Regions from separate parts of the Homo sapiens genome. Here region 2 is linked to region 1. A link is a loop called in an ENCODE intact Hi-C map of the cell type or tissue named here. Cell type or tissue: heart right ventricle. All regions are shown on one strand. Links, peaks and the distances in the headings refer to the core of each region. The heading gives the core; the rest is flanking DNA.

Region 1 (8,312 bases), core at 1,953-6,952:
TGCAGCCTCTGCCTCCCGGGTTCAAGTGATTCTCCTGCGTCAGCCTCCCAAGTAGCTGGGACTACAGGTACCTGCCACCATGCCCGACTAATTTTTGTATTTTTGTATTTTTTTGTGTGAGATGGAGTTTCGCTTTTGTTGCCCAGGCTGGAGTGCAGTGGCACGATCTTGGCTCACCACAACCTCTGCCTCCTGGGTTCAAGCGATTCTCCTGCCTCAGCCTCCCGAGCAGCTGGGATTATAGGCATGTGTCATCACACCTGGCTAATTTTGTATTTTTAGTAGAGACAGAGTTTCTCCATGTTGGTCAGGCTGGTCTCTAACTCCTGACCTCAGGTGATCTGCCTTGCCTCGGCCTCCCAACGTGCTGGGATTACAGGTGTGAGCCACCGCACCTGGCCTAATTTTTGTATTTTTAATAGAGACAGGGTTTCACCATATTGGCCAGGCTGGTCTTGAACTCCTGACCTTGTGATCTGCCCGCCTCGGCCTCCCAAAGTGCTGGGATTACAGGCGTGAGCCACTGCGCCCAGCCGGGAGTTTCTTTTGAGATGAGATTTTGCTCTGTTGTCGAGGCTGGAGTGCAGTGGCACCATCATAGTTCACGGCAGCCTCAACCTCCCTGCTTCAGCCTCCTGTAGCTGCAGGGGAGTTTTGAGCAGAGGAGGGTAGGCTGGAGCAGCATCGTGGGGGTGGAAATAGCTAATTCTGGACAGACTTGGGCGTAGTCTGATGGGACAGATGGCAGTTTTTGATGCTGCCCAACTCCCAGAGGGCCCAGGTGTCACACTGTTTTCCAGCCTGGCTCCTCTCTCCTCACTGGGGGCTCCTTGTGAATACCCCTTTCCCCCAGCAGTTGTCTGGGACTGGAATCCTGGCTGCTCAGCTCCCAGCATCCACCACTTTCTGCCTTTGAGGGATGGGCCGTGCCTCCCCTCCTGCACATCTTCTGTGGCTCCCTGGCATCTGGGGGGAAGATGGGGGACAGAGGCCTCCCTGCCCAGCTCTCTTGACCTCCCTCAGACCCCAGCCAGCTCAGACGCCGGTGGGTTTCAGATCCACCCAGGTCCCATGTTAAAATGCAGATTCCAAACTCCCTTCCAGATGTCCTGTGCCAGAAGGTCATAGAAGCACCCTGTGCTGTGTTCCCTCCCCCTTGGAGGTCTCTTGAGCCTTCTCATCTGTGAAGTAGGTGAAGGCACAGGAGGGCCACGTGAGGCTCACACACACTGCTCCTTGCACGGAGCTGGCCCGGGGCAGGGTGGTGAGGCTTCTCCTTCATAAATCTCACTGTCCATGATGCCCAGGATTGTCCTTTGCTCTGGAACCATGACGTCCTACTTGGTTTCGTCGTGTCCTTGATGGTGTGACGCCCATTTCTGTGACTTCCTCTTGGAAAACTTTTTGAAAAATGTTGCCGGCCTGTGAATTCCACAATCTGGAAACTGCTGGTGGGCCACCCAGGCTCCAATGCCTGGCACACAGCAGATGCTCACTAAAGGGTGGTGTGGGGTCTGTGAGCGTCATTTCCAGCCACAGTCAAGCCCCTGTTGTCTTCTAGCCTGGGGCTGTGCCTTCTGCCCTCTGGGTGTTGGCTCTTGCTATTCCCTTAACCTCCAGTGCCTTTTTCTCCACCATCCCCACTTCGGAGAATATTCAGCAAACGCTACTGCTCCTTTCTCTGTGCTGGGCCAAGACCGAAAGATGGAAAAGGAAGAGGGAGGCCTTCTTGAGCCTCTGGTGCATGGGAGCAGGGGAGTGACAACTCAGGAGGGCTGCCCAGGGAGGGGCCTTCTTGCTCCCAAGTCTCTCTTAAGGCTGAGCTCCTAAGGCCCTGTGCTCCTCCCTGCCTTACCATTCCCCTGAGATCCTTCCATACCCTCTGGGAGCTCTGTTGCACACACTATGCTCATATTCTCAGGGAAGGGTAGTGGCATTATTATCCCACCTTAGAAAATGCAGACTCTTGCTTGAGCCCAGGAGGTCAAGGCTGCAGTGAGCTAGTTTATACTCTATCCTGGGCAACAGAGAGGGACCCTGCCTCAAAAACAAAATACACACATACACACACGTGGAGACTCATTTTGGGAGGCCGAGGCAGAAGGATCACTTGAGCCAGGAGTTTGAGACCAGCCTGGACAACATAGCGAGATCCTATCTCTATCTCTACAAAAAAATAATCAGCCACATGTGGTGGCATGTGTCTGTAATCCCAGCTACCTGGGAGGCCAAGGCAGGAGGCTCACTTGAGCCCCCAGGAGTTTGAGGCTGCAGTGAGCCAGCCTGGGCCACAGAGCAAGACCCTATCTCTTAAAAAAAAAAAAAAAAAATTGGAAACTGAGGCTAGGAGAGGTGAGTCACTTACCTATGGAAGAGAAGGCAGAGTTGGGACTCAAGCACAGGACTAAGTGTCCCAAACCTCAGGGTGGTGGAGTTGCTGCATGGTTCTGTAGCCCTGAGGGATTTCTGGGCAGGATACTGGATGGCTTTTAGCAACTAGGCTCAGTCTTGATGCTGCCCACCCCAGAGAATGGCTGAGACGCACCACGTTTAAGGAGAGTTTGCGAGGTGAGGACCTTCCTCACCTCAATCCCATATTACCTTGGGATGGTAATAAGGTCTATGAAATAGGTCAAAGTCTGGGTAATGCATGGGTTTAATAGGTTTCTCTGCTGCAGGACTTCTCAGAGTCTTTAATGGAGCTAAGCAGCAGCATTCTCTTTCCACAAATGACTGTCCTCTCTCGGAGAATCCTTTGCATTGGCTGCCAGGAAGCTGAGACAAATCTGTGGCAAGAGGGACTCTTGTCTGTGTTGTAGCAGCTGTCTCCCAGCTCTTTCTGGGTGTCTCTAACCTGACTAAAATCATTTTTGGAAGAAGGCAAGGAATTTTTTTTTTTTTAAGACAGGGTCTCACTCTGTCGACCAGTCTAGAGTACAGTGGTGTGATCTCAGCTCACTGCAACCTCTGTCTCCCAGGTTCAAGTGATTCTCCTGCCTCAGCTTCCCAAGTAGGTTAACTTTTTGATACTAGACAGTAAGCTTGGATTAAGTATTTTCCATAATAATGCTCATTCATCCATCCCGGCAGCATCCACTTCAGGTTCTGGGCTGGGGTGAGGGATCAGCCATCCAGGACAGGATCTGGAATTTGCTCTGCGCCTTTTCAGACCCCCTCCCTCTCCTCCTCCAGTAAGAAGGTCAACAGGACCTGCTTACGGGCCCCCTATTACTGAAAGCAAACTGAACCTCCAGTTAGTGTCCTGCCCAAGGTTTCAAAGGTAAGTAAGTGGTAGAGCTAGGGCTCTTCTAACCACCTGCAGAGCTAGGCCCAGGCTGCCAGATGCCTCCTTGAGGGCATAGGTGTGGCAGAGGCGTGGCTGGTGCTGGAGGGTCGACTGAGGCCTGTCCCACTGCTGCTGTACACCGATGAATGTGGGCTCAAAGGCTCTGGGGAAGGTAAGACCACCAGGGAGCTAGTGTGGCCTGGGGGTTCCCGGGGGTGGGCGGTCTCTCCCCAAGGCTGGTCTGGGCCAAGCCCTTGCTGCTGGGGTGTGTCAGATGCTGCCCTGTGTCCTGCCCTCCAGCGTCCCAGGAGGAGGGGGACAGCCAGCAGGCCTGCTCCTGTTAAGAGCTTCCCCACCTTAGAAAAAGCTCAAGCTGATTCCCACAGCCTTGAAGCCCCATGGTGGCTTCTGGGGGCTGCTGTGGCAGGCTCACCTGTGCCTCTTCCTGCTCTCTCACCAGGGGAGGCCATGCCATCAGCCTTGCTCTCCACGTAGGTGTGGTCACGCCACCAGAGCTCTGGCCTTTGACTGGTGTGTCCAGCCCTGCCCTGCCCCGACTTGCCTGTCTCTGCTGGATGCCTGAGGGCAAAGCCAGTAACAGACCCCACTCAAGCTGGTTATGAGGACCTGGCAGGGTGGGGTGTGGCCCAGTACCTCGGAAGACTCTAGAAGGACCATCCTGGCCCTATAAATGTTTGTGCCAAGACAGGTCCCCTGTCCCTCAGCACACAGAAGGGGCAGTAGGTAGCAAGACAGTTTCCAGGTAACAGCATGAGGGCAAGTGAGGCCTAGAGAGGAAGGGTCTGTTGCCTCCAGCCCGTCACATTCCCTCCAGGCGGGCTGAACAGCCAGGTGGGATAAAGAGGGATCCTCAGGTAGGCGGGAGTCAGGGAGAGCTGCGTGACCCCACGAGGCTGGTGTTTCATCTTCACTTCTCAGATGACGGGACTGTGGCTCAGAGACCTTTGCAGGGGGACTGATCACAGCACAGGGCCATTTGAAGGGAGCCTGGAACTGCATTTCCATGTGGACCCTGGGTGGATCTGGAACCAGGCTGGCTTTCCTAGCTCCCCCGCCCTTTGGCTCCCTTATGTTCTTAGCCTTCTTTTCACAACAAACTCAGAAGCAGCCAAGTAGTTGGTTGTGTTGTCTACAGTTGCACTGAAGCACGTTTTATTTCGGCTAAGTGACAGTCCTTTGTTGTCCCTGTCTTGTAATTAGTTAGGGTAGTATGTTGGTTATATTACGTGGAATTTATTGCAGGATGGTAAGGGAGCATGTGACAAAATGGGGCAATAGTTCTGTAAGGCTGAGAGAAGCTGGGGGTGTACCCAGTGGCTAGGCTACTCAGAGGGGACTGTCATGCTGTCAGTAGTGTAGTGGGAGCCAAGCAGGCTTTACTCACCGGCCTGTTAACAGCTGTGCGAGTCATGCCTTTCGCTTGTGTTAGCTCACCTTGTGAAAAAATGAGCTGAATTACAGATGACAACTAAGGCATGGAGAGCCGAACCCTTTGTCCAGGGTTGTATAGGAAGTGGCAGGGTCAGGGCTGAATCTTAAAACCTAGAGGGTAGGGCCCGGCGTGGTGGCTCATGCCTAAAATCCCAGCACTTTGGGAGGCCAAGGCAGGCGGATCACCTGATGTCAGAAGTTCGAGACCAACCTGGCCAACCAACATGGTGAAACCCCAGCTCTACTAAAAATACAAAAATTAGCTGGGTGTGGTGGCAGGTGCCTGTAATCCCAGCTACTGCGGAAGCTGAGGCAGGAGAATCGCTTGAACTCAGGAGGTGGAGGTTGCAGTGAGCCGAGATTGCGCCACTGCACTCCAGCATGGGCAACAGAGTGAGAATCTGTCTCAAAAAACAAAAACAAAAACAAAAAACCCTAGAGGATAAAAGAACTATAACATCTGGGATAAAGTTAGCTGTTGAAATAAATACAAGTCCTACCGTTGGGGTAGTGTCAGAGCTGGCCTACGTCTTTGACTTTGAGATTCCTAGCAGCCAGAGCAAAGAAAGAAATAGATTATTCCCACTGGAGCCACAGTGGCCATAACAAACAGAAGCCATCTGTTTAGATGCTGGGAATGGAGAAGACTTGCTCCCCAGAAATAGACGCTGCAGGATGTGGTGGGTGACAGTCTACTGTTCAAACCACAAATACCTGAAATGATCTGGCCACTTTGATCACCCAACCACAGTAGAGCCTAAGCAGGTCCAGGGAGCAGCTGTTGCTGGCCTGGCTTGACTTTTGAGGGAGGTGGAATAGCGGGCATGTGAGAGGAGGGAACCTAAAGCCCCCACAGCTGCTGACACAGCCCCCAGGTTTGAGCTTGTCTCCCCTCTCACCCATCCCCCCATATAGCTTAATCTGATGGGCATCTGGTGGTCCTTCCCTGCAGTGGCCAGAGCCTGAGCTGTCCAGGCTGAGGTTTCGACTGAAGCAGGGGTTGTCCTGCGCCCATGTGCCCACACGCTGCAACCTGGCTGGAGCCTCTGGCATAGGACACCCATACCACCAGGTAGCTGTGGCGGACCCCGGCTCTGATACTTGGCAGGCTTGGGTTGAGATTGTGGCTCTAGGCCTGGGCGGCTCTCAAGGGCTGCTGTGGGGAGTTGGGGAAGAACCCCTGGGTTGTGCTCAGCCAGCAGGCAGGTGGCAGCCAGGCTGGCTGTGGGTGAGGAGGGGAATCCTCTTTTCACCACTGCCTGCCTGCTCAGCAGTTCTTCAGCTGCTGGGGGTGGAGCTGGCTTGCAGGGGCCAGAGTCAGAGTGAAACCGGCAGCTCTGCTGGTTAATCTCAGCACTGACACTGGGGACTAGGCCTGGAGCGGAACTGAAAGGGAGACTAGGCCCGTTCCCCTCCAGGCCTGGCCTATATCCTCCCAGTGATCCTTAAGGCCTGCAGCTAGGGGGAAGGGTGGGGGCCAGGCAGGGCCAACTGGAAAAGTAGCAGAAGGAAGTGGCCACTCGCACCTTACCCATCTTGCAGACAGGAAATGAAGGCTCTGCAGGGCTGGCTGGCTGTAAAAATGGGCAAGAGCGCAGAGGCCCCACTCCCTGCACACTGCGCTGTGTCCAGTGCCCGTGTGGATGCCATGTGAGGCCTCACTCTGCCTGCCTCATCCTGGCTGCTGGACCTCTGGGAGTAGGAGGTGAAAATGCCCTGGCTGGTGCTGGTCACTTCAGGCTGGAATTTTCTAGTCATGCAGCTTTCTAGTGAGAGGCCGCAGTGAGCTGTGGCCAGTGTTGGTCATTCCTGCAGTCATTACTCTCCCCCAGCCTGTTGTGTCCGCCAACCAGAGCAGGCCCGGGAGCTCCCAGGAGACCTGCTGGAAGGGCCCAGGTGGCCATCCTGCTCCTGCCAGGCTGCCCTCTTACCTCACTGTTCATTGACTCTCCTGCAGGTGGGGAAGGGGGATAAAGGAGGTGGCCAGGCCACTGGGTCATGATCCTTCCGACAGAGGTACCTGGCAGCTCTGTGTGTAAAGCAAGGTTAAGCATCTGGTTTTGGGGGTCAATTCAACAGCACTAGCAGCTCCAGTCCAAGGTATGCCCTTTTGGGCTGAGGTGGAGGTCAGATCACCTGAAGCCACAGTTGCTAGAACATCCTTTGGGCTGCCTCTGCTTTCCATCCCCCTGCTCCCAGTTTGTTAGGGGTTGTAGTATTTTCCAGGAACACCTGAATGGAGGGGGCCCAGTGGGGCCACTTCTGTCCATTCCTTATCTCATCTCTTTCTCCCCTTTTCTTCTTTCGGCCATCTTTTCAGTCTTATCACAAGAGGAAGGGGAGGGGCAAACCCCCTCCTGAGCAGATTCCCAACCGGAAGCAGCTGGCTCCTTGGCTGCAGAGTGCCCCAGCACAGGAAGCATCTGCAGGGTCAGTTGAGACCTGGGAGCAGGTTTCCTGCTGGCAAAGGAACAGTGGCTAACTCCTATCCACCCTGCAGCCCTATGTGCCGGGTGTCCTGGGAAGGTCCAGGGCCAAGATTTTGTGGTTTTACAGTGGCTATAACTTAGGCTAGCCATGCTAGGCTCTGCCCCTTTGGGCTTGGTGTGATGAGACCGTCAGCAGCTGCTATCACCTGGCTGGGCAGGGAGCTGTTTGCTCACCAGTGGGAAGAGAAACGGATGTCAGACACATGGCAGAGTGGGAATGTCTCCAAGTCCAGGTCCAATGGGCTGGGAGGGCTGGCCTTCTGCCAGCACATGCTTCTTGGGATCTCAGTGTGAATGGTGTTCAGGAGGCTAGGGGAAGGCACCCTGGACCTCACTACAGGCTCAGAGCCTGCCCAGCAACACCATGGATACTCTCTCTAAAAGGGGGACTCCTGGGGAGACTATAGACAAACTCAGGCCTGGCTGGAAGAAAGAGCATCAGGAACAAGCCTTGAGTACCCCAACTTGGTCTCGTAGAGTTCAAGGCCCAAGCTACAAGCAGCTTGCTCCAGCATCCAGGAGGTCCGGTGGTGCACACGGCTTGAGATGCCTGACAACCTTTACACCTTTGTGCTGAAGGTGAGTGACAAGGCTTTTCACACCCTGGGGCAATACAAATACATACACATACAGCAGACCCAACCCTGTTCCCTTCCTCCCTGCCAGGTGAAGGACCGGACAGACATCATCTTTGAGGTGGGAGACGAGCAGCAGCTGAATTCATGGATGGCTGAGCTCTCGGAGTGCACAGGCCGAGGGTGAGGTCCTGGGCCCTCGTCCCTGGCACCACCTTTGCTGCTACCACCCCTGACCTGCCCAGATCCTTAACCTCAGCCTCTTCTCCAGCAGGCTGGAGAGCACAGAAGCAGAGATGCATATTCCCTCAGCCCTAGAGCCTAGCACGTCCAGCTCCCCAAGGGGCAGCACAGATTCCCTTAACCAAGGTGGGTAAACCAATAGCTAGGCCATTGTCTTCTGGGTACGCTGGAACCCAGACTCAGCCCAGGACATAAGGTAGCCCCCTGCGACCACCATCACCCATCTTATCTAACAGGTGCTTCTCCTGGGGGGCTGCTGGACCCGGC
Region 2 (8,312 bases), core at 1,245-6,244, 110 kb before region 1:
GGGACAAGGGAGTTCAGAGCCTTAATCACCAAGACAAGGTGATAGACATTTCTTGCACAAGGGGCAATGGGGAGCCATTGATGATTCTGGAGCATAGGAGTGGTCTGATCCGAGTGACCAACTCACCCACGACAGAGAAGGAAGGAACCCATCCTGGGCTCAGGATGTCTCTTCTGAAAGTAAAGCCGTTGCTCCCTTTTCTTCCAGCTGTCATACATTTTAATGGTTATTTTAACAAGTTTCCAGCAGGTGGCAGTTGAATGCCTCAAGGAAGAGGCATCTTTTTCTAATGTGCTGGGATTAGGTGTGGCCAGTGCTGGGATTCCTAGACCCCACACCATGCTTGCCAACCCATTAGGGGTGCCTCCCTGGGGATGCTCCCACCTTTCCTGGTTTCTCAGGAGGCTCAGCTCACACTGGGACTCCCATGGGTGCCTCTAATGCCCCAGGAGGTGGAGGTGGTAGAGGAGGTGGAGGTGGACCCTTGCCCCACGTTATCTCATGGAGGTCTCTCGATGGCCCCAAGTAGTATGTATAATGCTACGTGTCTTATGGCCCCATTTAACAGATGGAAGGACGGAGGCTTGGCAAAGTCATCCACCCGAGATCACAAGCCCCAGATATCTTTCAAATCATTTTTCCAATATATAGTCACACAAAATGTCTTTTGAAAAATGAAAAATGGGCCCGGCATGGTAGTTCAAGCCTGTAATCCCAGTACTTTGGGGGCGCCGAGGAGGGTGGATCACTTGAGGTCAGGAATTCAAGACCAGCCTGGCCAATATGGCGAAACCCCATCTCTACTAACAATACAAAAGTTAGCCGGGTGTGGTGGCAAACGCTTGTAATCCCAGCTATGGGGGAGGCTGAGGCAGGAGAATCACTTGAACCCAGGAGGCTAGGTTGCAGTGCGCCAAGATCATGCCACTGCACTCCAGCCTGGGCGACAGAGTGAGTGAGACTCCATCTCCAAAAAAAAAGAAAAATGAAAAATGTAGTTTAAAAATCTGTCTACCTTTTTTTTTTTTTTTTTTTTTGGAAACAGAGTCTTGCTCTATTGCCCAGGCTGGAGTGCAGTGGTGTGATCTCGGCTCTCTGCGAGCTCCGCCTCCCAGGTTCAAGCGATTCTGCTGCCTCAGCCTCCCGAGTAGCTGGGATTACAGGCATGTGCCACCATGCCCAGCTAATTTTTGTATTTTTTAGTAGAGACGGGGTTTCACCATTTGGCCAGGCTGGTCTCCAACTCCTGACCTTAGGTGATCCTCCCACCTTGGCCTCCCAAATTGCTGGGATTATGGGCATGAGCCACTGCACCCGGCCCCAATCTAGCTTTTTAATGTGGCATTGCACCATGGACATCTTTTCATTACATTTTCTTTCATTGCCTCGGAAGAGCCCACTGCAGGGATCCCCCATATTTTATTCAGCCAATCTCCTGTGGTTGAACTTGTAGATCATTGCTGGATCATTGCTGACTTCTTTAGTTGTTGCCGTTTATTTAACTTTTCGTTTTGAGGTAACTTCTAATTTACAGAAAAATTGAAACAGTAGAACAGCAAACTCCCTGCACTGTACCCAGTTTGAACAGTTATTAATTTTGCCATAATCGTGCTCTTTCTCTGCCATTTGAGGAATTCATTGACATCTTGTCCCTTTAGCCCTAAATGCTTCAACAAGTGCTTTCCAAAAACAAGAAATTTTACAGTGGTAAAATACTGGCATGTATCCCACCATCTATATTCAGGTTTCTTCAGTTGTCCCAATAATATCCTTTATGAGCTATATAAATTTTTAGATACAATATATAAATCTTGGCCAGGTGCTGTGGCTCACGCCTGCAATACCAGCACTTTGGGAGGCTAAGGCAGGTAGATCACTTGAGGTCAGGAGTTTGAGACCAGCCTGGCCAACATGGTGGAACCCCGTCTCTACTAAGAATACAAAAAATTAGCCGGGTGTGGTGGCATGCACCTATAATCCCAGTGACTTAGGAGGCTGAGGCACAAGAATCTCTTGAACCCGTGAGGTGGAGGTTGCAGTGAGCCAAGATCATGCCACTGCACTTCAGCCTGGGTGAAGTTTTTTGAGACAGAGTGAAACTCTTGTCTCAAAAAAAGAAAAGTGAGCCAGGCATGATGATGCACACCTGTGGTCCGAGCTGCTTGGGAGGCTAAGGTGGAAGGATCACTTGAGCCCAGGAGGTCGAGGTTGCAGTGAGTTATCACCAAGCCACTGCACTCCATCCTGGGCAACACAGCAAGACCCTGTCTCAAAATGAATTAATTAAATAAAATATGTAAATTTCTTTTCCCTGTGCAGGATGAGATTCAAGATCACTTGTGTTTAGTTTTCATGTTTTGATTTCGACAGTTCTGCCTTTCTTTGTTTTCCAGTGTTGCCCTTTCTGAAGAGTAGAGGCTGTTATTTCCTGGACAGTCTGAGTTTGGTTGCCTGATGTTCCCTTGAAATCAGATTCGGGCTGTGTACTTGGGGCTGGGAATATCACAGAAGTGATGCCATGTCCTTCTCAGGCCATCCTCTCAGGAGGCCCATGTTGCTGACTTGCCCTGTGATTGGTGATAGTAACTTGGATCATTGGTTAAGATGGTATCCACCAGTGCCTGTAATCCCAGCTAGTCAGGAGGCTGACGCAGGAGAATCGCTTGAACCCGGGAAAGAGGTTGCAGTGAGCCGAGATCGCACCACTGCACTCCAGCCTGGGTGACAGAGAGAGTCCAACCAGGTCTCTGTACTGTAAAGTGGCTACTTTTCCCTTTGTAATTACTAAGCATCGGCCAGGTGTGGTGGCTCATGTCTGTAATCCCAGCACTTTGGGAGGCTGAGGCGGGTGGATCATGAGGTCAGGAGATTGAGACCATCCTGGCTAACATGGTGAAACCCCGTCTCTACTAAAGATACAAAAAATTAGCAGGGCGTAGTGGCGCATGCCTGTAGTCCCAGCTACTTGGGAGGCTGAGGCAGGAGAATCGCTTGAACCCGGGAGGCGGAGGTTGCAGTGAGCCGAGATCACACCACTGCACTCCAGCCTAGGCAACAGAGCGAGACTCCGTCTTAAAAAAAAAAAAAAAATTGCTAAGCATCATGTGGGGAGATACTTGGAGACTTTGTAGAAATCCCAGTCCAGTCCTCATCAAACTTTCATCCACTAGTTTTAGCATCCAGGGTGGTCCCTACCTGAGCGATTATTACTACAGTGGTTGCAAAATGGGTGTTTGGCAACTCTTGGCTGTAAGAAGCAAGCCTCCCGAAAGTGGATGTGTCTGTGCCAGATTATAGTAACCACCTTCTCTTTCTCTGTGGCCCACAGCCAGTCCCACAGAACCAAGGTCCTCACCATCCCCACCCCCCAGCCCCACAGAGCCTGAGAAGAGCTCCCAGGAGCCGTTGAGCCTGTCCCTGGAGAGCAGCAAGGAGAACCAGCAGCCAGAGGGCCGCTCCAGCTCCTCGTTGAGCGGGAAGATGTACTCAGGCAGCCAGGCCCCAGGGGGCATCCAGGAGATCGTGGCCATGTCCCCCGAGCTGGACACGTACTCCATCACCAAGAGGGTGAAGGAGGTCCTCACAGACAACAATCTAGGTACGGAGCGGGTGGGAATCGGAGAGGCTGCCTCCCACCTGGGTTGGCTCCTACTTGCCTTGAAAAGGTGTCTGGAGCTGGGACCCAGTGGCTCATACCTGTAATTCCAGTGCTTTGGGAGGCCAGGGAGGGAGGATCGCTTGAGGCCAGGAGTTTGAGGCCAACCTGGGCAGCATAGCAAGATCTCATATCTTAAAAAAGCTTTTTAAAATTAGCTGAAAACTCCATGCATACAAACTTCACACGTGTTGGTGCATGCCTGTAGTCCTAGCAACTCAGGAGCCTGAGGCAGGAGAATCGCGTGAGCCCAGGAGTTCAAGGCTGCAGTGAGCTATGATCATGCCACTGCATGCCAGCCTGGGCAACAGAGCAAGACCTTGTCTATAAAATAAATTAATGGCTGTGCATGGTGGCTCACACCTGTAATCCCAGCATTTTGGGAGGCCCAGGCAGGTGGATCATCTGAGGTCAGCAGTTCGAGACCAGCCTGGCCAACATGGTGAAACCTCGTCTCTACTAAAAATACAAAAAAATTAACCAGGCGTGGTGGCACATGCCTGTAGTCCCAGCTACTTGGGAGGCTGAGGCAGGAGAATCGCTTGAACCTGGGAGGCAGAGGTTGCAGTGAGCCGAGATCACACCACTGCACTCTAGCCAAGGCGACAGAGCGAGACCTCATCTCAAAAAAAAAATCAGTCAATCAGTAAAATAAAAAACAAGCTGGGCCCGGTGCCTCACGCCTGTAACCTCAGCACTTTGGGAGGCCAAGGCAGGCGAATCACCTCAGGTCAGGAGTTCCAGATCAGCCTGGCCAACATGGTGAAACCCCATCTCTACTAAAAATACAAAAAGTAGCCGGGTGTGGTGGCATGCACTTGGAATCCCAGCAACTCAGGAGGCTGAGGAGAATCGTTTGAATCCAGGAGGTGGAGGTTGCAGTGAGCCGAGATTGTACCACTGCACTCCAGCCTGGGCAACACAGTGAGACTCCATCTCCAAAAAAATAAAAAATAAAAAAGCTTCCTAAAATTAGCTGCAAACTTCATGCAAACAAACTTCACACATTGTGGTGAATGCCTATAGTCCTCAGGAAGCTGAGGCAGGAGGCCTGCACGAGCCCAGGAATTCAAGGCTGCAGTGAGCTATGATCATGCCATTGCACTCCAGCCTGGACGACAGAGGAAGACCTTGTCTCTAAAAAAGTTAAATTAAAAAAAAAAAAAGACAAAAGTGCCCACGGTGAGATCCCAGGGCACTGGAGTCAGCCCCAGGGCATCCAGGACCCTGTGTGAGGCATCTGGCTCTGACCTGGGTCTGGGATAGGACAAAGTGAATGCAGGTCTGAGAGGACCTGGAATTCTCAGCCCACGGCTTTAAAAACTTCCTTCCAGGAAGACGTGGAGAACCCCAGTCACTGCGGAACTCCAGCTCAGTCCTCACCCGGTGCTGAAGTCTTTGCCCTCTTGGGCCACAGTGGAAAAATCTCTTCTAGGGCTCTTTCCCTTTTTGGGACACAAATTCCTCTGAGTCTTAAATGCGGGTGATGCCCCCCTACCAGAGGGATGTATGCAAACCCCAACATTTTCACTACAATTCCTGTTATAAAAATAAGACATATTCATTGTTTTAAGGTATACCGAAAAGTACAGGAAAAAAAAAGTTACTAAAAAAGTAAATAAATCCCTCCCCATTGGCCTCTCAGACACTTCAGTGTTGTGTGTGTGTGTGTGTGTGTGTGTGTGTGTGTGTTTAAGATGGAGTCTCCTGTCACCCAGGCCCCAGGCTGGAGTGCAGTCGTACGATCTCAGCTCACTGCAACCTCCGCCTCCCAGGTTCAAGTGATTCTCCTGCCTCAGCCACCCTAGTAGCAGGGATTACAGGCCTGAGCCACCACTCCTGGCTAATTTTTTTATTTTTAGTAGAGACAGAGTTTCACCATGCTGGCCAGACTGGTCACGAACTCTTGACCTCAAGTGATCCTCCCGCCTCATCCTCCCAAAATGCAGGGGTTACAGGTGTGAGCCACCGTGCCCAGCCCACACTTCAGTTTTTTAATGTCTCTTTGACACTTTCTGAACACATATAAGAACATATATACACTTAATTTCCTCTCCTTTTTTTTCTGTGTAGACGAAATGATACAAATATTGCGTTGCAACTTGCTTTTGAAAAATGAACACTAGGCTGGGTGTAGTGGCTCACACCTGTAATCCCAGCACTTTGGGAGGCCGAGGCGGGAGGACTGTTGGAGGGCATGAGTTCCAGACCAGCCTGGGCAACACGGCGAAACCCCGTCTCTACAAAAAATAGAAAAATTAACTGGGCATGGTAGTGTGTGCCTATAGTCCCAGCCACTCGGGAGGATAAGGCAGGAGGATGGCTTGAGCCCAGGAGACAGAGGTTGCAAGGAGCCAAGATCACACCACTGCAGTCCAGCCTGGGTGATAGAGCCAAACTTTGTCCCCAAAAAAATGAAAAATAAAAATACAAAAATTAGCCAGGTGTGGTGGCTTAAGCCTGTGCTCTCAGCTACTTGGGAGGCTGAGGTGGGAGGATCACTTGAACCTGGGAGGCAGAGGTTATAGTGAGCTGAGATCACACCACTGCACTCCAGCCTAGGTGATAGAGTGAGACCCTGTCTCAAAAAAAAAAAAAAAAGAAAAGAAAAATGAACACTATTTTGTGGGCACCCTTCCACCCACGTTAGAATAATTCTATTACCCGCATTCTTTTTCACCACTGGAGAGTGTTTCAGGCCATGGATGCGCCACAGTTTTTTACCCAACTGATGGGCATTTTGGCTTTTTCCACTTTCCTGCTGCCTCTAAAAATAAGTCTGTGTGCATCTGTGTGAACTTGGGCAAGTGCAGCTATCCCAGGCAGTGGAACTGCTTGCTCCGAAGCTGTGCACATTTAAAACTGGGATGGAATCTGTCAAATTATCCTCCAACACGGTGATACAAATTTGTGTGTATGATGTTGGCAGACAATTTCAGGGATCTCCTAGGAGTAAAGAACCTCTTAAATTAAAAAAGCACTTTTGGGCCAGGCCCAGTGGCTCACGCCTGTAATTGCAGCACTTTGGGAGGCCAAGGCAGATGGATCACCTGAGGTCAGGAGTTTGAAACCAGCCTGGCCAACATGGGAAACCCCATCTCTACTAAAAATACAAAAATTAGCTGGGTGTGGTAGTACGTGCCTGTAATCCCAGCTACTCGGGAGGCTGAGGCAGGAGAATTGCTTGAACCTGGGAGGCAGAGGCTGCAGGGAGCCAAGATCATGCCACTACGCTCAGCCTGGGCAATAGAGTGAAACTCTGTCTCAAAAAAAGAAAAAAAAAAAAAGCTCTTTTGTTGGTTGCTGCCTCGTCCTGCCCCCAAATCTCTTTTACAGACAGACCCCCCTCGGCTTCACATCAGGTGTGGGTCCTCCGCCGTCTCTGGCCCTCCCTTCGGAGTCAGTGGAGATAGCCTCGAGGCTCTCCCCTGTGTCTCTGGCCTATTCCATGTCTCTCCTGGGAGTAGGCTTCTCTGCCCAGCCTCGGGTAACAGATTGCTCCCCTCCCCTATCCCCAGGGCAGCGGCTGTTTGGGGAAAGCATCCTGGGTCTGACACAGGGCTCCGTGTCTGACCTGCTGTCCCGGCCCAAACCCTGGCACAAGCTGAGCCTGAAGGGGCGGGAGCCTTTTGTCCGCATGCAGCTGTGGCTCAATGACCCCCATAACGTGGAGAAGCTGAGGGATATGAAGAAGCTGGAGAAGAAAGGTAAGACTTGGGCAGAGGATGGGCCCCAGCACTGGGTCTCAGATTTTCCCCAGAACCATATCTAGCTGTAACCCACATAAACCCAGGGCTCCCATGGTCCAGTCTCAGCCTACTATGGGACTGCATGAAATAGCAACCTTGAAAAACAATGTAACAATGTGATTGAAAGCAGTGAAGATATTTACAGCCTGTCGCAGTGGCAGGGCATGGGTAGTCCTGGCTGCTTGGGAGGCTAAGACAGGAGGATCACTTGGGAGGCTAAGGCTTGCAGATCACTTGGGAGGCTAAGGCAGGAGGATTGCTTGAGGATCACTTGGGAGGCTAAGGCAGGAGGATCGTTCAAGGCTGCAATGTGCTATGATCAAAGCTGTGAATAGCCACTGCACTCCAGCCTGTGCAGTGCAGTAAGACCCCATCTCCAATTTTTAAAAAAGTTGGTAAATATTTACTACCTCTCCCATGAAAAGCCAATACTCTGCCAGGTGCAGTGGCTCACGCCTGTAATCTCAGCACTTTGGGAGGCTGAGGCGGGCAGATCACCTGAGGTCGGGAGTTCAAGACCAATTTGGCCAATATGGCAAAACCCTGTCTCTACTAAAAATAAAAAATTAGCTGGGCATGGTGGTGCACACCTGTAATCGCAGCTACTTGGGAGGCTGAGGCAGGAGAATCACTTGAACCTAGGAGGTGGAGGTTGCGGTGAGCTGAGATCACGCCACTGCACTCCACCCTGGGCGACAGAACGACTCTGTCTCAAAAAAAAAAAGAAAGAAACAAAAGGAAACCTAACACCCCATCTCTTGTTGTCCTTTCACACCTCTGAAGCTACACCAAAGTCTGTTGCCAGCCCCAACTGTCTATTTCCCAAAACTCTGTGTACCTCCCTCCCTCCTCTGCCTCAGCCCCCTGTTTTGTAGATCAGCCCTTGGCCCATTACCCAGATTCTACAT

What was found. Peaks named below come from ENCODE experiments on the same cell type or tissue, not always from the same donor. Only the 100,000 strongest peaks of a DNase experiment are listed, where the experiment ranks them.
Region 2: it touches region 1 in a loop (28-fold over the local background); 25 of 110 quality-filtered maps call a loop at or near these places.

Annotation. Positions count from the first base shown.
Region 1 is chr12:111,439,049-111,447,360 of GRCh38, forward strand. It overlaps SH2B3 (SH2B adaptor protein 3), which reads left to right. Exons shown (of 8, transcript NM_005475.3): 3 at 7,705-7,806; 4 at 7,894-7,985; 5 at 8,077-8,171; 6 at 8,282-8,312. LOC124903019 (a long non-coding RNA gene) reads right to left here and starts at 5,697. Exons shown (of 2, transcript XR_007063462.1): 1 at 1-5,697. RefSeq lists enhancers at 1-83, 1,096-1,640, 5,217-5,336, 6,087-6,356 and a silencer at 3,595-3,781. In heart right ventricle, for the core only: a CTCF peak has its summit at 6,187; DNase peaks (open chromatin) are centred at 6,113 and 6,713; H3K27ac peaks cover 5,000 bases.
Region 2 is chr12:111,331,113-111,339,424 of GRCh38, forward strand. It overlaps CUX2 (cut like homeobox 2), which reads left to right. Exons shown (of 22, transcript NM_015267.4): 19 at 3,329-3,598; 20 at 7,174-7,362. Among named protein-coding and RNA genes, the nearest start is that of MIR6760, 31 kb to the left of the region's middle. In heart right ventricle, for the core only: no CTCF peak of the experiment used is centred there; no DNase peak of the experiment used is centred there.